Regions from separate parts of the Homo sapiens genome. Here all the other regions are linked to region 3. A link is a contact called in ENCODE Hi-C or POLR2A ChIA-PET data. All regions are on one chromosome and are shown on one strand. The core of a region is the stretch at or near the end of the contact, and the rest is flanking DNA. Distances in the headings are between cores, read along the strand shown. Region 1 holds the start of SLC25A29 (solute carrier family 25 member 29). Region 2 holds the start of YY1-DT (YY1 divergent transcript). Region 3 holds the start of PPP2R5C (protein phosphatase 2 regulatory subunit B'gamma). Region 4 has its middle 8.4 kb from the start of MIR6764. Region 5 holds the start of EVL (Enah/Vasp-like). Region 6 overlaps YY1-DT (YY1 divergent transcript). Region 7 has its middle 98 kb from the start of EVL.

Region 1 (2,700 bases), core at 201-2,700, 1.5 Mb after region 3:
CCTGGACTAGGAGTCAGCAGACCTAGGGTTTGGGTCTCTGCTTAACATTCTACTTAGACTCTAAAAGGAAACTAACATGAGCACTGGGGACCCCTGCCCCTAGCACCAGGCTGCACTACTGACAACACCTACCTGTGTGTCCTAGTACCAAATACACAGAACCTTTCGACCTGCACCTCCAGGAGGTAGGTACCCACTGGAATTTGGATAAAAGAACCATGTGACCCTAAACCTGGAAACGTGGCACACGGTGTGGCCTTGCCTGCCTGCAGGCCCTAAAGAAGGAAGCTGGGCCCGGCCTAAGGCTGATCTGACTCCTACAGCGAAGAGAAAGCGCCTGGCCCGTCCCTGCTCCCAGGCTCCAACCTGACAGTCTGGACCTCCAGAGGCGCTGGGGAAGGGCTGGTGGGAAGTCACCGAATGGGACGCTCCACAGGGACCAGGGCAGTCCCTTGCCACTGCGAATGTCAGGGACTCCTGGGGGGCCGAGTCAGACTCGGCTCTCATTCATCCCCGCAGCCCATGGATACCCTGGTGACCCAGAGCCAAGCACCCTCCGACTTCAGCGCCTGAGCGCGGCCCCTACCGAGCCCCTCCGGTCTCGCCCCGTCCGGCCGCCGCTGACGGAGGCGCTGCGATCTGGCCCGACTCCACTCTGCAGCCCAGTCCAGGAACCTCCCTCTCTCCACAACCTTCCGCGGCTCCCGCGACCCGCAGTCCTCGGGAAGGAGCTGTGGCCCGAAGGCCTGCTGCGCCCTTTGCCCATGGCCCCTTTCCCTTTTAAGGTTCCCTGCTCTCCGCCCAAATCCCAGCCTCAGGCTCCGCAGGAAGCGCCCGTGCGCGTCCGACCCCCAGAACCCGGCGGGTTCGGCCAGGAGTCCGGAAGCCCCGGAGGCCACCGCCGCCGCGGGCGCGCAGGCGGGACGGGCAGAGGCTCCCCACGGGCGATTCCCGCTCGCGGAGTTTCGCAACTAGCGGCGTCCCAGTCTGCGGGCCTCGGAACGTCCCGGCGCTCCACGGCCGTTTTCGCGGCAGGGTCCGCACGGCACAGACTAGGGCGCTGAGGTTCTGCGGCGGCGCCGGACTCCGAACCCAGGGTCCGGTTCCCGACCCGGTCCAGACCAGAGCCACCCCGCGTACTCCGGGTGGGGGAGTCCTCGGCTCAACCCCGCCACCCCGCGCGTCCCCTCCCGCCGGACCTGCGCACCCAGCGCGCTCTTTGTCTGAGGCGTCCCCGCGCCCCGCCCGCGCGCCCACCACGTCCCCCGCGCCCCGCCTCCCGCGCACGCCCGGCCAATGAGGCGCGGCGGCGAAGCGCAGTGCCCGGGGTGTTGTCCGCGCCGTGCCCGCCCATTGGCCTCACTCGGCGCCCCCACCCGGGCCCTGCCGGCAGGCACGAGGGGCGGGGCGCGCGGCCCGAGGTGAGGGACCGCGGGCCGGAGGGGATCCAGCGAGTCAGCTGCCGCCGAGGGACCAGCGCGGGTCTAGCTGCTGCCGCCATCCCCACCATCCCTGACCGCGCCTGCCCGGGCTCCGCGCCAGGAGGAGCGGCCAGGCCCAGCCCCGGCACCGCGCGCTCGGGGACCCCGACGGCGCCCAGCCCGGCGAGGGGCCTCAGGGGGAGGACGAGGAGGAAAGGCGGCCTCGCCGGGGACCCGGCCATGGCGCTGGACTTCTTGGCTGGATGCGCGGGGGGTAAGGAGGCGGCGGGCCGGGCCGGGCCGGGGCGAGGCGTCCGGGGAGGGAGGTCGGCCCACCAGCACGCCCTGGCCTCGCGGCTTCCCGCTGGCGGGGGTCGCCGCGTCTGTGAATGGGGACCACAGTTCTCTTGCCTCGGGCGGGTCTCGTGGGCGTAAATTGACTTCAGGCCCGGGCTGTCCGCGAGGGCAGGTGTCTTTATTCTCTCTGGGCACGCTCGGACGGGAGGTCTGGGGCGCCGGGGCAGCACCGTGGCTGAGCGGAGGCCAGGACTGCCGGGAGGATGCCCCACTGCCCCCCGCGCCGAGGTCCCGGGCTCATCTCCTTCCCCTCCCCCATCCCCATCCGTTGCGCACTGGGAGCAGGGTCCCCTCCCCCGGCCGTATATTTCGGGACTGACTCCACCCCGTCCCGCGCAGCCATCCAGCGGGGTTGGGGCTACGGAGCCGACCCCCTACTCGGCTGGCCTTGGAGGGCACTGAACCACTCTGGCGCCGAGTCACGCCTTGGAACGCCGCCCCTTCCTACGCGGTTTTGTGAGCTGTTGGGGGCGGAAGGGGGGTGGTGGGTGGGTCGGGCGAGCCGGTGTGGGGCACCTTCTCCGAGGCGCGGTCGCGGCTCTGGGGTTCCTCCCATGCAGTTGTCCCCGGGAGGGCCCGGGCGGGCGTGCAGTCCAGGCTCTCCCATGCCCCGACCGTGGGCGTCGGGCACGGCACTTCCCTGTTGGGCCTCTGGCTTCTCTGCTTTTACCTTGAGGGTTAATTTATTCACCAGGATTTAGATGTCGGGGGCGGGGGAGGGTGGTTGGCGGCGGGAGTTGCTGAGAGGGCCGGCCGCTTATCCCTGTTTGGTCCCACTTTTCTCCCAGCACCTGCCCTTGTTCACCGCCTCTTCATCTACTTGGATTTGGCTCGAATAAACCCTCAGCTCCCGGCCAGCGCTGAGAGCCCTGGCGGAAGAGTGGGTAGCGGTGGCCTTAAGTATTAAATCTGTGGCGTCGGA
Region 2 (2,700 bases), core at 78-2,577, 1.5 Mb after region 3:
CCGGGGCGCGCGGCCGGCGCTCACCTGAGGACCACATGGTGACCGAGAACTCGCCCTCCAGGGTCTTGATCTGCACCTGCTTCTGCTCCCACTTCTTGTTGCCCGGGTCGGCGCCGCCGCCGCCCGCCGCGCCGGCCCCGCCGCTGAGGTAACTCTTCTTGCCGCTCTTCTTGCCGCCGCCCTTCTTGACGCGGCCGCCTCCCGACGACGACGAGCCGCCGCCGCCGCTCTTGCCGGCCGCCGCCACGGTGACCAGCGTTTGTTCAATGTAGTCGTCGTCGCCGCCGGCCGGCGCGGGCACCGGGATGAGAATCTGATCCTCGAAGCCGTCCTCGGCGCGCAGCCCGTCCGAGTCGTCGCCGCCCACCACCTCCTCGCGCGTCTGCACCAGGATCACCTCCTGGTGGTGGTGCACCTGGGTCGGGTCGTCGGTGACCAGCGGCTGCAGAGCGATCATGGGCGGGTGGTGGTGGTGGTGATGGTGGTGGTGGTGGTGGCCGGCGTGCCCGTGGCCGCCCCCGCCGCCGTGGTCGCCACCGCCGCCGTCCTCGTCGTCGTCGTCCTCCTCCTCCTCCTCGCCCACCACTGTGGTCTCGATGGTCTCCACCGGGATGGTCTCCACCTCGATCTCGTGCAGCTCCACGATCTCGGCCGGCATCTCCGAGCCGTCCGTGGCGATGTAGAGGGTGTCGCCCGAGGCCATGGCTGAGGGCTCCGCCGCCACGGCCGCGGCGGCCTCGGCTCCTCGGCTGCGGGCGGGCGGGCGAGGAGGCGGCCGGCCGTGGGGAAGGAAGGCAGAGGGAGGAAGGCGGCGAGCGGGCGGGGGGAGAGGGGGCGGGCGGCGGGGGAAGGGGCGGGCGCCGCGGCGGCGGCGGGGCTTCCCCGCCTCCCTCGCCTCGGTGCGCCCGCGCCCGCGCTCGCTCGGCCGCTGCTCGTCTCGGCTCCCCGCCTCGCCTCGCCTCGCCGCAACCGCCCGCCCTGGCCGCGCCTCCTCCCGCCCTCCGGGCCGGCGCTCCGCTTCCCCCTTCCTCCTGCGCCTCCGCCTCCTTCCACACAAATACCAACTCCTCAACCCGAGCCCAGATCTCGCCGCCGCCGCCACACTCTGCTCGGGCCCGGCCTCGCGAGACTTCCGCGCTGGCCTCAGCCCGCCCCGCCTCGCTGCCACTCGCCCGTTCGCCCTCTCGATTCTCCTCTCGGCCAATCGATCTGTCCGCTGGCCTCCGCGGCCCCGCCCACTCGCCGGGCTCCTCCCGGATTGGGGCCGATGGGACCGGGGGCGGGGCGGCTCGCACGCGCCCTGGCTGGCCCGCGGCGCGTGACGTCAGCGCGCCGCCGCCGCCGCCACCGCCTCCCGCTTCCCGGTGTCGCGCGGCTGCCGCCCTTCGCGGTGCAACAGCCACAAAACCCGCCGCCTCGGGCCGGGGCCGCACTCGGGAACGGGGCGTCGCCGCTACAGCCGCTGCCTTGGGAGCCGGTGAGCGGTCCGCGCGGCCCCGGGCACCACGGGGGCGGGAGCCTGAGGAGAAGGGAGGGAGGGGCCGGCCGGGAGCGGGGTTGAGGCGGGTGGGCGGCCCGGGGGCCGCGCGGGGAGCGGCTGGCGCGTGCGGGGCGGCCCTGTCGCCCCAATAAAGTCTGCTTTGACGAGAATCGCCTGTGCTTCCTTTTTCGCGTCGGGAGGTGTTTGTTCTTGTCGCCTGGCTTCGGGCGAGCGATGGCCGCGGGGTGAGTGTGGAGGACCGAACGGACAAAATCGGGCGACGCGGGCAGCGTCCGGTATCTCGCCGCGAGCGCCCGGCGGGGTGCGGGGCCGAGCGCGGGGTCGGCGCGAGCTCGGCGGAAGCGCCCGCGGAGCCCCAGGGCCACCGTTGGGAGGATGTCCGTTATTCTTTAGTGACCCGCGGAAACCTGAGACGCAGCCGTTGGGTGCCTGTTTCCCCGTAGATCTTAGAACTACAGGGTCCTGGCGGCTTTCTAAAATTTTCTCCTGAGCTTCCCCTTCTTTGCTCTCCAGTCAGCCATTGTTTCCCTTGCCCACCCTTTCCCCCTATTTGTCACTTTCATAGGTGCTCCTTTTTACGCCCACCAGGTTTTGCATTTGTCTCATTTAAAATTCCAAATTTTTTCAGCCGTGTCCTCCATTGTACCTGCAACAGAGCCTAGATTTTTTTTTGTGGCACGGATTAGCGGCAAGTTAAACCTTCCTGAATGAGTTACATTGCAGCGAAGTGTTTCTGCTCTTATCTGTCCTTTTGGTCGACCTGACAATTTGCCTTAAAGCAAAACAAAGATTTCCTGATTTTTAAGGAAACTATGACAAATTGAAGAGTTGGAAAGGTGTGTCTTTGTTGTACTCGTTTGGCCGATTTAACGCCTCTGTGAATTTGTTCAACTTAAATATTATCAACATTTACTGTTTTGTAATAGTGTTCATGCAGTTGAGGCCCATGATTTTCTGAACTGTACGCAATACATTAATCTTAGGCTCAACTTGTTAAAACAAGTAGACTATACATTCTCATTAAAAGGCAACTTTATAAATCCTAGTCCCTTCTTATTGCTAAATCGCATTGGACTTGACTTTTGAGAATATTAGTGTAAGGAGTGACAAATTAGATCGTTTTCTCTTTGAATCTGAGCTTTGAAACCTGAATAATTCCCCTTGGAGTACTGCACCCACTCAGTTTGGAAAAGTCAAAT
Region 3 (2,700 bases), core at 171-2,670:
CTAAACAACTAAAATTGAGGGTTATAAAAGACACCACAAAAAAAAAACCTCACATAGGGAAACATTTTAGAAGATTCTAGGCTTTATCACTCTCGGTTTTTCTACCTGAAGTTAAAAGCTGTGTATAAAATACAAAGTCAATATTTGATGACAGTTACCTCTGATTCTACTGTGTCTTGTCCTTCTTTTGAACTTTTTCCACTCTTCCCTGCTTTTGGTGATTCCTGGTAAACATCAAGCAAAGTCAATTAGTCTTCTCACTTTTTAGACAGGTAAACATCAGATAAGCCAAATGCAGTTTTAAAAGTGATTTATACAACTACAGCTTCTGATATTTTTAATTCATACCATTAGGAAATTCTATATCATACCGTTTAGGATTCCAACAGTGCAATGCCCCCCAACCCCCATTCAGATTCTTTTCGTTTTATCTGCATTTGAGGTTGAAAACTTCAAGCAGAAAACAGATAAATCCAATTTTATACAGTGCTTCTGGCATTTTGAGATCCACATCACATCCCTTTCTACCCTCCCACCCTAAACCCTATGAGTGAGGATTTCTGGGGTGATAATGAAACGCTACAGAGCTCCACCTGAAGCAGAAACATACCCGCCCCCCCGAATGCAAACGCAGCACCCTTGCTCGCAGCCCTCACCGCCGCCGCCACCCAGGATAATAATAGTGTTCGAGAGCCCCAGAGCGTCCCTCCGGGGCGGCAGAGAATTCCTTACCAGCTCTCAGCGGGGTCCCTTCTCGCTCCCTTTCCCCCGTACAGGGGTCCCTCCCCAGGCGTCTACAGCCCCCATCCCTGAAGCTCCTTTCCGGGAGCCTGCGAGGCTGCGAACCCCCTCGGCGGCCGCACCTGCCCGCCCAAGCCCACGGCGCGCTGTCGGAAACGGGCGCCCCTCCGACCCCCTCCCCGGGCCGCGCCCTCCCTCCACGCCCAGCCCCGGCCCATCACGAAGGTCCCAGCGGCCCGGGCCTGCGCCCCGCGGCTCCGGCGCGATCCCCGGGCTCCCCGCCCCCACCGGGCATGAGGCCGAGAGAAGCCCGGGGATGCCTGGCTCGGCCGCCCTCGGGGACGCGAAGCCCGCGGCGTCAGGCGGGGAACTGAGCCGGGGCCCGGGCGCAGGACCCCGGTGCCGTCGCGCCCTCCCCCGGCAGTCCCTCCCTGCTCCCTCCGTCCCGCGGCCGGGCCCGGACTCACTTTCTCCTTCTTGTTTTTATTCGGCATGGCTGGAGCGGGCCGCCGCCGCCGCCGCCGCCCCTGCCGCCGCCTGCCCCCGCAGCAGCAGCGCCCCCGCCCCGGCCGTCGCGCCCCCGCGGCCGCCGCCGCCGCCGCCGCCCGGGGACTGAGTCTTTCGCTTGCTCTCGCTTCCCCTTTTCCAGACTCCCAGAGGCTGCGGCAGCCACGGCGGCGGCGGCGGCGGCGGCGGCGGCAGCGGCGGCGTCTCTCCGCCCCTCCCCCGGCCGGCCCGCCCCGCCCCTCTCCTCCCACCCCCCGGCCGGCCGCCCCGCCCCGCCCGCCGCTCGCCCCACCCCCGCGCCCGGCCCCGCCCCGCTGCACTCAACAGCGCCCTGCCATTGGTCGACGCGCCCCCACGTACCCTAACGCTCCCCGCTCCCCCCACCCTCTCCGCGCGACCCGTTCACGCCCCCGCCCTCCGTCCCGAGTCGCTGCGAGCCGGCCTCAGGCAGGCCGCGGCCTCCTGGCGCGGGGCTGACCGCTGAGCAGAGCTGAGCCGACTCAGGGGAGGGAGCATGTGGCTGCGACTGCGGTGACAGGGCCGTGGCCCGCTGTGGAGGCGCAAGACAGAGCGTGAGACGTAGGAAATGCACATTTGAAATGTATGGCAACAACTTCTGCAGCCGGCGAAACGCGAACCGTGGCCTCTTGGCCTTGCCCCCTCACCGCCGCGGCTCTCGTTGCAGTCAAGAGTGCCTGGCACGCTTTGCACTGAGGCGCACGGGGAGGCCCGGGAACCGAGCGAGCGGCAGTTTCGCGGGACACCGCTGGGCCCCGCCTCCCCTCCCTTCCCTCCCCTCCCCTTCCCTCCTCTCCCTCCACTCCCCTCCCCTCCGTCCCCTCCCCTCGACCACCCCGTCCCCTGCCCTCCCCTTCTCTCGACCAGCCCGTCCCCTGCCCTCCCCTCCCCTCCCCTCGACCAGCCCGTCCCCTCCCCTCCTCTTCCCTCGGCCAGCCCCTCCCCTCGGCCAGCCCTTCCCCTCGACCAACCCCTCTCCTCGACCGGCCCCTCCCCTCGACCGGCCCCTCCCCTTGGCCGGGCCCTCCCCTTGACCGGCCCCTCCCCTCGACCGGCCCCTCCCCTCGGCCGGCCCCTTCCCTCGGCCAGCCCCTCCCCTCGACCAGCCCCTCCCCTCGACCAGCCCCTCCCCTCACCAGCTCAGCTTTCCGCAGCTCCTCCCGCGAGGTCCCGCCCATCCGACAGCCCGCCCCTCCCTGGTTGGTCCCGCCCTCCGCAGTTTCTCCCGCAAGGTCCCGCCTACCCGACAGTCCCGTCCTTTCCTGGTTGGTCCCGCCCTCCGCAGCTTTTGCCGCGAGGTCCCACCCACCCGACAGCCCCGCCCCTCTCCAGTCGGCCCCGCCCTCCGCAGCTCCTTCCGCGAGGTCACGCCCACATGCGCAGCCCCTCTCCTCCGGCGTCGGCCCCGCCCACCGAGGCGAGGCCTCAAAGACT
Region 4 (2,700 bases), core at 180-2,679, 1.5 Mb after region 3:
ACCAGCCCTCCTTGTGCTGGGTGGGTTCTTGTGACTGTAGGGATGGCTCAGCCCTATGCACACCCATCCCTTCATTCTCCCAACAGCCATACAAGGTCGGTGCTGGCACCCCCATTTTGCAGTGCAGGGTACCAGTTGGGGAGGGTCCCTGTCCAAGGCCACACAGCTAGTTGGTGCTGAAGCCAGCGCCAGGAGCCAGTCAGCCCATCCTTTGCCCTTCAGCAGGATCAGCTGGGGCCAGGCAACCCTGGAGCGGCAATGCAAGAACCAGAGGGGGCCTGGCCAGGGCAAGGGTCCAGGTCCCATGCTCCTGGGTCTCAGCTTCCTTGCTGCTTCTTACACACCCCTGACCTCATGGTACCCACCTACCCACGGAGAGGCAGATGCATTGCTGGGTCCAGAGGCCACTTCCCAGGGAACTGGGAAAGGCGGTGGGGCCAGTGTCCACCTTGATCAGGGCACAGCAGAGATAGGGCAGAGGCTGAGGGGAATGGGCCTGTGCCCCAGGGGCTCCTTGCTCAGCCTTGCTCTCCTCCGACTTGACCTCCCCCAGGATCGTGGGGAATGCCAGACGCCCCCACCAGCGCCCCTCTGCAAGCAACACCCCCCCCCCCAGCCATGCTCTGCCAGGCCAGCCAACACCACGCCAGCTGTAATGATGTCCCACAAAGTTTGGGTGAATGAGTAAGTTCAAATCTGGCTTGAATATCCTTGGGGATGGTGAGGACACAGGACAAAGAGCAGACACAGGGGAACATGGTGGGCTCTGTTTGGTGTTGTGACAGTACTGGCCGGTTTCTTGTTTATCTCCCCAACCTCTACCTTAGCTCCATGAGGGCCAGGGGTGCAAAGTCAGCATGCTGAATGAATGAGTGAATGAATGGGTGAGAGCAGAGGCTGCTGAGTACAGGGCCAGGTTGGGTTTTGCCAGGCAATACAGAGACGGGCCAGGGAAGACGGAATGTACACTGTGAGGCCAGAACACGCTTGGGGGCAGAGGGTGAAGCGGTGATGGGCTGGAGAGGGGCTGGGGCGGCCGGAGTGGCTCCAGAACCTACAGGCAGGGTGATGGTAGGAGCCCCCGCCACGCCCGTGGTGGAGCTCTCCGTGGGGAGAGGAAAAGCATCCCCAGCTTGGAGGGCTCCAGGACGTCCCTTTGGGCCGGCACCCCAAGGCCCTGTCTCCCCGCTTCCCGGGCCCGCCCCCTAATCCCAGGACCGCAGCCTCTCCCACCCCGCCCTCCAGGGGGCGCTGCTCCACCGGGGGGAAGGGGGGGCGTCCCAGGGCCTTGCTTAGCTGGGGCCCCCTGGTATGTGGCCCCTCCCTCCTCGGGCGTCGCCGCCGCACCGCCCTGCCCCGTGTCCCTGTGGCCCTGGCGGCGGGAGTCTCCTCCGCCCGAGGCCTCGGGCAGGTGGGGTGCACGCAGCCTCCTTCCGCGTTTCTCGGGCTCTGAATCTCCGCGCCCCCGTGGCCCTGGGCTCACTCCGCGCGGGGGACGCTCGTAAGCGGCGGCGGCTCGCGGGGACCCCACACTCAGGGATTCTGGACAGCCCCCACCGCGCCTCGGGTCCCCGCGAGGTCCGGGCCGCTCCGCGCTGCGCACGCGCAGCCCCTCCCCACAGCGGACGCGGCCCAGCCCCGGGGCCCGCTGGCACAGTGCCCTCCTGCGGCCGGCGGCGGCGGCGCACCCTGCGGGTGGGGGCCCAGGCGCAGGTCTAGAAGCCCCCGGGGCCGCCCGCCAGAGCAGCGTGGGGGACAGGCCCTGGAGCACTGCAGGGTGGCAGGGAAGGGCTGGGACAAAGGCGCGGCCCAAGTCCCCAGAAGGGTCTGGGGGCGGGCAGGGCTGCCCGCGCTAAGTGCTGGCCAAAGGCCAGGCGGGCAGGGGCTAGGGCTGGCCACCAGCTCCCGGGATATTCCTAGGGTCCGGTACAGACGCACGTGGCAGGCCAAGAAGAAGCCATGCAAACACCTGAGGGGCGTGCTCAGACCCCGTCCTGCCTCCTTGCCTCCTCTCCCTCCCTAGCTACCCCGCCCCCCCCCGCTTTTTTAGACGGAGTCTCGCTCTGTCGCCAGGCTAGAGTGCAGTGGCGCGATCTTGGCTCACAGCAACCTCCACCTCCCAGGTCCAAGCGATTCTCCTGCCTCAGCCTCCCGAGTAGGTGGGATTAGAGGCATGCGCCACCACGCCCGGCTAATTTTGTATTTTTAGTAGGGAGGAGGTTTCTCCATTTTGGTCAGGCTCGTCTCAAACTCCCGACCTCAGGTGATCTGCCCGCCTCGGCCTCCAGAAGTGCTGGGATTACAGGCATGAGCCACCGCGTCCGGCCCCTAGCCCCTATTTATCACAGCCTTATCCTCCTTCCTCCAGATGTCATGCCAGTGCCAGTAGGGCAATGCCATTCCTGCCTAAAACAGGGCCTGGCACATAATTGCATTGATCGAATCAGGGCCCCTGGAGGTGGAGAGGTAAGCTTTGGAAACGAAAACTCCAAGAGGGAGGGGAGGGACAGGACAAGAGGTGATCCATTAGGAAAGGCTGAAAAATGAGATAAAGCCAGGACTGGGCTCTGAGGGTCGGCGGGACTGGATTTTTCGGTAGGAAGTAGGGAACCGCTGCAGTTCAAATCACGTGCTGAGACCCTGTTAGCAGAAAGGCCGTGTGGGGAGGTCAGCAAGGACCGAGGGGAACGGTCACAATGG
Region 5 (2,700 bases), core at 34-2,533, 1.7 Mb after region 3:
GCTAGAAGTTTTCACAATGTAATTTACAACTGAAAATGACTTTGGAAGTTGATATGCCTTTGAAATGAAAAGCATTCTGTTTTCTAAAGCTCCACTCACGAGTCCTCTAAAGTTAAAGGAAAGTTACTAAAATGACAGGATCAGAAATAAAGCCAACTGGAAAATAAGCAGCCCTGGACAAGTTCTACCTATCACCACGTCAATTTTAACAACTCACTGCAAGCTGCTTCTGTGCCTGTGTAGCGTGCTGCGAAAACCACCGGATGAGGCCAACCTCGTTAAACCCTGGTTCCATTCCTTCCCCAACCTGCCATGTGACCTTGGACAAACCCCACAACTTTTCAGAGGTTTTCTCAGCTACGAAACAGGAGTGATGACAGCGTTCTCATCAATCTAACACGGCTAAAAGATTCAAATAAGAAAACTGGCGAAATGGCACTTTGGAAATTGTGAAATAATTTTCAAAGTGAGGGATTGTTACTTTATGCTAAAAAACAAAGCTGTCATGAGTCAATCAAACAAATGCCCCAAACCCCACAGGATAAAAGTCTGTCTGTCCTATCATCTATAATCTTTCAGAGTTGTAGGGCAGGGGAGAGGCAGGTCCAAAATGTAATCTCACCTTTAGAGAGAACAATCTCAATGAGGAGTGCGGTTTGTAGACTGGCTGGTATTCACACATGTGCTCAACAGCAATAGCCTAAGTCCACAAGTCTCTCAAGTGGAGGGTCAGGACTCTTGCTATTAAGTTCATGAAGTTCCTATCATAAAAAGAACCCTCTCTGCCTATATTTAGAAAAAACAACCAGTCTCGGGTCATTCTAGAGAGAAGGGCCAGGACTCACCAAATGTACCTCTGAGCTAAACAACAATTCCCCTAGATGGCTCAGACCCTCCTCCCTATAATGAGAGGCAGGTGCTAATTTCTAAGTAAGTCCTTGACTCAGAAGCCATTAAAGGTCACAGGCATCAAGAGACACAGGCCTGTGTAATGGAAAGACCAGCGGCTAGAGAGGGAGCAGACTGTCACTAACCTGCTGTGTAACCTCATGTAAGCCCCCTGCCCTCTGGTCATGGACTTCTCGATCAGTATACTAAGGGGACCTGAGATAATTTCTACAGCCCATTCACCGTTAAGATTCTAGGTTTCCTCTTGACATCCCTCTGTCCCCTGCACTGGTTCCAATACTCACCTTGTGGCCATGGCTGAAAAGTGGCAGCACAGGGAACCCTGAGGAGGCGAGTCCTGTACTCCCACCAGCCTATGTTGATCAGAGGACCACAGACCCTCTGAAGACAGCAACTTGATTTTTATAGCCTACTTAAAACCAAACAGGAAAAGGAAGCTGAACCAGAGACAAAGGGGAAACAAACCCAAGTGAAAAACTGAAACCTAGGTAGAAAATAGAGAAACAAGAAGCTAACACTGCAGAGCCCCACCAGCGTGGGCGGCTGAGAGGCACTGCACAGGCCCAACCCCCCACAGCTGGCAACCTCAAGCCTCTAAGTGCTTCCTGCAAGGGTGCAAGGGTGGGTGAAGCCTGCTGGAGGTAGGGGCCAGGTCATGGTGCTGGCCCCCCACTAACTAGCTCTATAGTCTAAGTCAATGCCACTTAAGATGTCTGAGCTTCAGTTTTCCATCTGTTATAGAAAGTGCAGGCTCAGCACAGATGACTTCCTATAGGCCTTAAGAAAAGGCTACAAGAACTCGGAAGAGTCCCCACTGACTCTCCAGAGAATAGAAGACTAGATGATAAAGGCTATAAGCTGATCAAGTCTTTTTTTCTTTTTTGAGACAGAGTTTCACACTCCTGTCACCCAGGCTGGAGTGCAATGGCACGATCTTGGCTCACCGCCACCACAGCTTCCTGGGTTCAAGCGATTCTCCTGCCTCAGCCTCCTGAGTAGCTGGGATTATAGGCATGTGCCACCATGCCCAGCTAATTTTGTATTTTTAGTAGAGACGGGGTTTCTCCATGTTGGTCAGGCTGGTCACGAACTCCCGACCTCAGGTGATCCGCCTGCCTTGGCCTCCCAAAGTGCTGAGATTACAGGCGTGAGCCACCGCGCCAGGCCACTGATCAAGTCTTCATATTTGACTCTGGAACAAAATTTGTACTTCTACCGAGGAGACAACTCTCTCTAATGATGACATTTAAGTCAGCAATTTAGAGCCTGAAAGGAAAACACTTGAGGAATACTGGAAACTTGGCTTTGTCACTTGTTTATTAAGTGGGTGGCCTCAACTGTAAAATGGGGTTATACTTATTTTGCCTATCTCCACAGGGTTCTCATGAAGGTAAGATCCAGTCCAATCTTTCTTTCAAAATCTACTGAGAACTCACTAAGAAGCATGCACTGTGTTAGAAATCACAGACAAAAAATTGAGAACGACTGTACTTGTCCTTAAAGGACTTTTATGGTTTAGAAAAGAAGAGGTTGATAATGTTAGCAAATATTTAATAGATCCATTAAAATATTATTGATATAGTGAAAAACAGCTGTACAGAGTACAGTACAAAAGAAGTATCAGTTCTAATTGGAGAGATGAATGCACTTTGAATGCTAAAAATGCATTTTAAAAGGCTTTTAATGATATACATTTCCCTTTAAGCACTGTTTTAGTTGCAAACCACAGTTTGGATGTATTGCAGTTTTCTTTTTTCTTTTGGTTCAAAATATTTTTAATTTTCTCTAGTG
Region 6 (2,700 bases), core at 132-2,631, 1.5 Mb after region 3:
GCTCCCAATTTCCACGTATGATCAAGACCGCTCTGGGGTAGAATTATAATCACTCCCTACCCAAGTGAGTGATCCGAGAGGATGGGTATATGCTTCCAGTTACTTGCTTATTCGGTCAACAAAACATACGAAGCACCAGGCACCATATGGAGCTGGAATACATCAGTAACCAAGACTCACAGCTTCCAGTCTCCAGAGCTCTCCAGTGAGTGGAAATAAGACAGCTTTCACTCGACAGGTGAGCACTGAAAAACGAGTTTTAATCACCCAGAATCCCACTGCTAATGGATGAGAGCATTTCTTCTCTTCTCCGCTTTAAAAAGGCGTATAATTATCTACCTGAGTAAGTACAAGCTACACACTACGCTAATTTACGGATAAGGAAACCGAGGCGTGGGGCACTGAGGCTGAAGCTGGCCCGGCTTAGGAATGCTTGGGGTCTGGATTTTGACTCAGCAGGTTGACTCGGAGCCTCCCTGCCTTCTTGAAAAAATAGAATGTGTGTTGAGCTCTGTCCTCGTTTGGGCCTCGAGTTTCACTTATCTTACTACAGACACCACCTTGGGAACACGAAATGTGCATCTCGCCCCTATCTGGGTGTCACCCTCACCGGCTCCCTTGCTTTCTTTTCGGGCTGTAGGGGCAGAACCCAGCCCGGGAGTTCGGAGCCTGGGCTCTCCCGGCGCTGCCATCAACTCCCTGTGATCCCAGCTCGTCACTAGGCCTCTCTGCGCCTCTTTCCACCTGTGTTAGGCGGGGCTGGGATTCCACCCCTGGCGATGGGCGTCGAGGATCCAGCACAGCCGGGGCGGGGCTAGGCGGGCGCGGGGGACGAGGGGCCCCGGGGAGGAGGGCGGGGCGGGGCACGAGGGCCCTGAGAGCCGGAAGCGCGGGGCGGGGCCTGTGCCGGGTGCACCTCGCGAGCTAGCTGCCGCCCCGCCTGTGTCGCGGTCGTACCCTCCGCCCTCTGCGCCGAGAGCCGCTGCCGCCCGAGACCTTCGAGGGCTCCTCGCCCCTGCTTCCTGGGAGACCCTCTCCGCTGGGAGAGTCGCAGTCACGGAGCCGGGGGACACCTGTACGGGCAGGCGGCCGGCGAAGGCCCGGCCCGAGAGGAAGCGGGCCCCGAACGCCGCAACTGCCTGGGAAGCGGCTTTGCGTGTGCGCGGCGAGAGTAGCGGGGCCATTGCCGGGCGTCTCAGGCGCCCGGGGCACCTCCGCCCTTCTTCCTGCCGCAGCTTCCTCGCGGCACTGGGAAGGGCGGCGGGAACGCAGGCGCTGCGCCGGGCGAAGGCCGCGGCCCTGCTCTCATCCTCAGCAGTTGGGAGGCTGGGGCTGGGCTACACCGACCCGAGCGGGGGCCGGGCGCGGGCCAGGCTCCTCCCTCATCTCCGGCTCCGTGGGCCGCGTGGCTGCCCCTTGGCAGGCTCTGCGGGGTCCCTGTCCCTGCCTGGGTAGTGTGCGCCCTTACCCTCCCGCCCCGCTTCAGGCCCTGCAGTTGAGAACACGGCGCCCTCGCCCCAGCCTGGTCCTCGCTCTAGATCCCGACCCTGACGCAGCCTGGGGAAGCCTACAAAGCCCCTCTCAAAATATTTTTAGATGAATAAAATAACAAGATTAGGAAGGAAGGCTACTATGGTAAATAGTTGGCTGGTCGCGGGGCTCACGCCGGTTTTCCCAACAATTTGGGAGGCCGAGGCGGGAGGATCGCTTGAGCCTAGGAGTTGGAGACCAGCCTGGCCAACATAGTGAGACCGTCTCTACAAAAACTTTTTTTTTTAATTAGCCGGGCGTGGTGGAGCACATCTGAGGGCCCAGCTACTCGGGAGCTGAGGCAGGAGGATCCCTTAAGCCTGGGAAGTCAAGGCTGCAGTGAGCCGAGATGGGTGCCACTTCACTCCAGCCTAGGCGACAGAGTGAGACTTGCAGAAGGAAAGAGAGAAAAGAAATACAGTAACAGTTAATAAAATTCTTAACACACATGTAATAATGTATTTTACTCACACATTAAATAACAAGACTAAAGTTGCAAGTCTAATATTCACCATGATTTTGAAATACCAGTGAGTATAAATGATATTTAGAGATTTCTGCAACAGCTGAAATGTGATATGAATATATCTGGGTTTCTCTTGGTGACAAAGTCACAGGGACAGCTAACACCTACTACTGTGGGAATTTTAATATCAGAGGTGGGTGAAAATGAGATCGCATACATTCCTTCAACCCAAATTCAGAAGCCCCCTGGCTTCTATCCTCTGACCTCCCTTCCCCTCCCCTCTCTCTGTGGATCCCAGGTTAAGAACCCCCACCCATGTGACGGGGTGTGAAGAGCTCAGTGGGAGGGGCAGAGAGGAAGAGCCTCCCTGACCCCGGTGTTTGCCTAAAGAGAAGCACAGAGCCAGTTTTCATACTCTGGGCCTTTGCACATGCTGTTCCCTCTGCTGGGCCTTCCCATCCCCCTGCCCCCTCTGCCACCCCAACCTCCTGTCTCCTTGAAAATACCCTACCCCATGCCACCCCCAGCATGGGGTTTCCTCTCTTCTCTTGCTGTCTAGTATCTTCCCAGCTCCACACAGAGCCTGTGTGTTGATCTCAGGGGTTTGTGTTCAGGCCTGGCCTCCTGCTGGGCTGAGCTAGGCAAGGCCTGGGCTGGGGCTGCTCCATCCCTAGGGCCCATTTCAATACTGGTGCTCAACGCAT
Region 7 (2,700 bases), core at 57-2,556, 1.8 Mb after region 3:
GTTTTCCTTCATTCATCCATTCGTTTAATGTGCCTTGCGCTCCTCGGCACGTGTCTGCCTCCTCTCCTGCCCTGCTCACTGCCTCAGCCTGCCTGGCAAATCATCTTCAATCCTGCTATGTGTCAGGTCTCTCCTGGACCGCTCAGCACCACCCTCCCCCACCACAGGCTGCAGGCTCCTTCTCTACACTGTTTCGGGGTCACACGCCTGCCCTCCTGCATCGGGATTGTCTTCTTACTTGCAGGCTCCCCAACTAGGCTGTGAACTTCATGAGACCAGCAAGCGAGTCTCATTCCTCTTTGTGCTGCCAGCCTCTCCAGCCCTGTGGGCTTGTGACAGTGCAGAATTGAAGGAATCCTGCGTGAGCGCCGCCATTCCAACCCAAGCAGTGCCCTGGGAGGGTCAGAGACCACTAGCCTGTGTGCGCGGGCATTTTTGGCAACTACGGCTCCTGCTTGTGTTCTATCTGGCAGGAAATAGAAATTACTTCTGGTCCATTTTGGCTTCCACACCTTGAAGATGGCCTGTGGGTCAAAGCTGGAGCTTTTTTTTTTTTGGTTCTAGCAATTCTGGTGCCTCAGCCTCCCGCCACCATGCCCACTCAGCTTAATTTTTTTATTTTTAGCAGAGATGGGGGTTCGCCATGTTGGCCAGGCTGGTCTTGAACTCCTGACCTCAGGTGATCCACCCACCTTGGCCTCCCACAGTGCTGCGATTACAGGTGTGCGCCACCGTGCCCGGCCTGGAGCTTATTTTAATTTCACCTCTCTCGGGCTCCCCCACTCAAAAGTGATTTCCCTAAGATCATGTTTTACTGGCTTTGAAGGCAGGAGGGGTGACTCTGGGATGAGGGCCCTATAGTCATACCGGGGAGCACTCCAGCCTTCTGCTGGGGTGACTTAGAGATCTGGACCCATCAATAAGAAGCGTGGCCAGACGGGGCTGGGGGAAAATCTTTGCTACCTGTCTTGTGGAGGGCAACTTCTTAGTGCCACTGTTTGCAAGGAGAAAGGAGGACCTAGTGTTACCGGTGGAGGGTGTCCAGGTTCTTCGCATCTTGAACAAAGAACTGGACAAAACACACAAACAAAGCAAGGAAAGAATGAAGCAATAAAAGCAGAGATTTATTGACAGCAGAAGTATACTCCCCAGGGCGGGAGCGGGTGAGCATGGGGGTTCCAGAGCCCCATGACAGAATTTTCTGGTTTTCCTCTCGCAAGGCCAGAGTCCCTCCGCTAGAGCGCTTCCCGCCCGGCCTGGCAGTCGGAATCCCGGGTTCCACGCAGGAAGGGGAGGGGCCAGGCTCCTCCCTGCTGCAAACCTTGTGAACTTCCCGAGGCTCCCCCTCAGTGGGCAGGCTGGCTGGAGTTTCTCCAGGGACCTGCTCCCACCTGGCTGTGTCACAGGGCTGGGCGGGAGCAGGCCTGCTGTTCTGCAGCCAAGTCTGAGTGTTCCCACTTTATGGGAACTTAATGTCTCCACTTAATTGAAGAAGAAAACTAAGCCAAGTACATGCCTGGGACAACCAGCCAGCCATCCTAGAGAGGCCTAAGGGTCCCCCTGGAGCCCGTGCCCCTTCCCAGGAGCCCTGAGGCCACTGGGAAGGGAAGCCCCATCCAGCTCACACCTAGGAAAGCCAAAATCTCTCCTCACTCCCAGCTAGTCATCGGGTCCCAGCTTGGGGGCCCGTTCACCATCAGCTTTGGGGAAGAAACTTCCCGCTCACTTCTCCTGCCTGCTGTCTCGCAATTACCGTGGGGACTGTGGCAGCCAGGCCTTTGTGGGAGCCGCCGGCACTTCATTCGCAAGGAGGCCGGGAGGCCCGGGCATCCGAATGCGAGCAGACGTGTCAGGGGTCGGGGTGTTGGGAAGTTTAAAGGCTGCAGCCTCCCCACCCAGGGAGGCACGGTCTTCCCGCCAGGCTGCGCAGTCAGAATGTGGCATGTCTAAAGGAGGGAATCGTAGAGAAGTGATGAGGAGAGTCAAGAAGATCTTGCCTAAGAGCAATTGGAAAACAAACAAAAAAATCTTGAGAATAGAAAATACATTATTTCAAAATTAAGAAATTAATTAGAGGCAGTGAAAAACAAAAGACACTCCTGCAGAACAAGGGTCAGTACACTTTCTGCAAAGGACCAGCTGGTAAATAGTTTTGGCTTTTTCAAAGCCATGTGGTCTGTCACAACTGTGGCAGGCCAATTCTCCCTGACAATCACACAGACGGGCCTGTATGACAGTCGACAGACAGGCCTGCACAGCACCCCAGTTACACAGATTTCCACAGCGCTGCCTTAACACTGAGCAAATAGTTAAACCTAGGGCAATCGGTGCCCAGACATCAAAGCTACAAATAAAGCATACGGTCAGTAGAAGCCTTGCATGGGCTTCTCCCTAACCTGGAGCAAGTCAAAATAATAGAATCTAACATTCCTAGTGCCAGGACCTGCCTCGGGTCGACAAAATCTGAGACGAGTCAAGGTAACAGAGGCAGCTGTTTGAATAGATTCATCAGAGAGTCTAAGGCAGCACTCCAGACCAAGCTGTAAAGGAGATAAGATAGAAATAATCACTCTGGTACCACAGGAGACAGGCCTTGAAGGTACTGGGGCCCACACAGCTTAATCAGACTTAGCTTGTTTTTTTTTTTTTATGTTCCAAATGTGATGGGTTTATTTTATTTTACTCTGATGCAAAATCAAA

Evidence for each region. Hi-C counts contacts between places; a loop is a spot of excess contacts on that map. ChIA-PET counts read pairs that join two places held with the same protein, here RNA polymerase II (POLR2A). Pooled maps may share reads with other maps.
Region 1: a pooled map shows a loop between it and region 3 (5-fold over the local background). The contact joins the promoter of SLC25A29 here to the promoter of PPP2R5C in region 3. A Hi-C loop is called at or near these places in 5 of 50 pooled maps.
Region 2: a loop to region 3 is called in a map of ascending aorta, with 14 times the contacts of the local background. The contact joins the promoter of YY1-DT here to the promoter of PPP2R5C in region 3. A Hi-C loop is called at or near these places in 1 of 168 maps with a recorded cell type or tissue (ascending aorta), 1 of 37 single-sample maps with no recorded cell type and 15 of 50 pooled maps. POLR2A ChIA-PET finds 5 or more read pairs at or near these places in 1 of 52 experiments (PC-9).
Region 4: a pooled map shows a loop between it and region 3 (5-fold over the local background). The contact joins the enhancer-like site here to the promoter of PPP2R5C in region 3. A Hi-C loop is called at or near these places in 3 of 50 pooled maps.
Region 5: a map with no recorded cell type shows a loop between it and region 3 (13-fold over the local background). The contact joins the promoter of EVL here to the promoter of PPP2R5C in region 3. A Hi-C loop is called at or near these places in 1 of 37 single-sample maps with no recorded cell type and 6 of 50 pooled maps. POLR2A ChIA-PET finds 5 or more read pairs at or near these places in 1 of 52 experiments (endothelial cell of umbilical vein).
Region 6: a pooled map shows a loop between it and region 3 (9-fold over the local background). The contact joins the enhancer-like site here to the promoter of PPP2R5C in region 3. A Hi-C loop is called at or near these places in 6 of 50 pooled maps. POLR2A ChIA-PET finds 5 or more read pairs at or near these places in 2 of 52 experiments (GM12878 and PC-9).
Region 7: a loop to region 3 is called in a pooled map, with 2.6 times the contacts of the local background. The contact joins the enhancer-like site here to the promoter of PPP2R5C in region 3. A Hi-C loop is called at or near these places in 5 of 50 pooled maps.

What each region holds. Positions count from the first base shown.
Region 1 is chr14:100,305,194-100,307,893 of GRCh38, reverse strand. It overlaps SLC25A29 (solute carrier family 25 member 29), which reads left to right and starts at 1,450. Exons shown (of 4, transcript NM_001039355.3): 1 at 1,450-1,695. The coding sequence starts at 1,662. MIR345 (microRNA 345) reads right to left here and starts at 35; the gene lies at 1-35. RefSeq lists enhancers at 470-639, 670-739, 1,948-2,514 and silencers at 830-899, 990-1,459, 1,520-1,619.
Region 2 is chr14:100,237,248-100,239,947 of GRCh38, reverse strand. It overlaps YY1-DT (YY1 divergent transcript), which reads left to right and starts at 1,327. Exons shown (of 2, transcript NR_189150.1): 1 at 1,327-1,477. YY1 (YY1 transcription factor) reads right to left here and starts at 804. Exons shown (of 5, transcript NM_003403.5): 1 at 25-804. The coding sequence starts at 703. RefSeq lists enhancers at 1-52, 890-1,742 and silencers at 153-202, 693-762, 913-992, 1,053-1,652.
Region 3 is chr14:101,760,429-101,763,128 of GRCh38, reverse strand. PPP2R5C (protein phosphatase 2 regulatory subunit B'gamma) reads right to left here and starts at 1,420. Exons shown (of 16, transcript NM_001352913.2): 1 at 1,209-1,420; 2 at 159-224. The coding sequence starts at 1,235. RefSeq lists silencers at 785-854, 905-1,124, 1,265-1,504, 1,515-1,674, 2,135-2,184 and 2 more.
Region 4 is chr14:100,284,385-100,287,084 of GRCh38, reverse strand. It overlaps a transcript of SLC25A29 not described here. Among named protein-coding and RNA genes, the nearest start is that of MIR6764, 8.4 kb to the right of the region's middle. RefSeq lists silencers at 1,007-1,766, 1,797-1,906. Within about 2 kb of position 1,429, at least 32 of the 41 ENCODE cell types and tissues checked have a DNase peak (open chromatin) inside an H3K27ac peak, as active enhancers do.
Region 5 is chr14:100,064,005-100,066,704 of GRCh38, reverse strand. EVL (Enah/Vasp-like) reads right to left here and starts at 1,283. Exons shown (of 14, transcript NM_016337.3): 1 at 1,194-1,283. The coding sequence starts at 1,204. It overlaps LOC124903379 (a long non-coding RNA gene), which reads left to right and starts at 2,661. Exons shown (of 2, transcript XR_007064329.1): 1 at 2,661-2,700. RefSeq lists enhancers at 410-479, 540-619, 1,000-1,139, 1,190-1,269, 1,320-1,409 and 1 more.
Region 6 is chr14:100,212,777-100,215,476 of GRCh38, reverse strand. All of the region lies in intron 1 of YY1-DT (YY1 divergent transcript), which reads left to right. Among named protein-coding and RNA genes, the nearest start is that of YY1-DT, 24 kb to the left of the region's middle. RefSeq lists enhancers at 507-556, 1,234-1,734 and a silencer at 777-1,496. Within about 2 kb of position 1,381, at least 36 of the 41 ENCODE cell types and tissues checked have a DNase peak (open chromatin) inside an H3K27ac peak, as active enhancers do; they include GM12878, where a contact is called at or near this core.
Region 7 is chr14:99,965,762-99,968,461 of GRCh38, reverse strand. No RefSeq gene overlaps it. Among named protein-coding and RNA genes, the nearest start is that of EVL, 98 kb to the left of the region's middle. RefSeq lists an enhancer at 1-457. Within about 2 kb of position 1,306, at least 3 of the 41 ENCODE cell types and tissues checked have a DNase peak (open chromatin) inside an H3K27ac peak, as active enhancers do.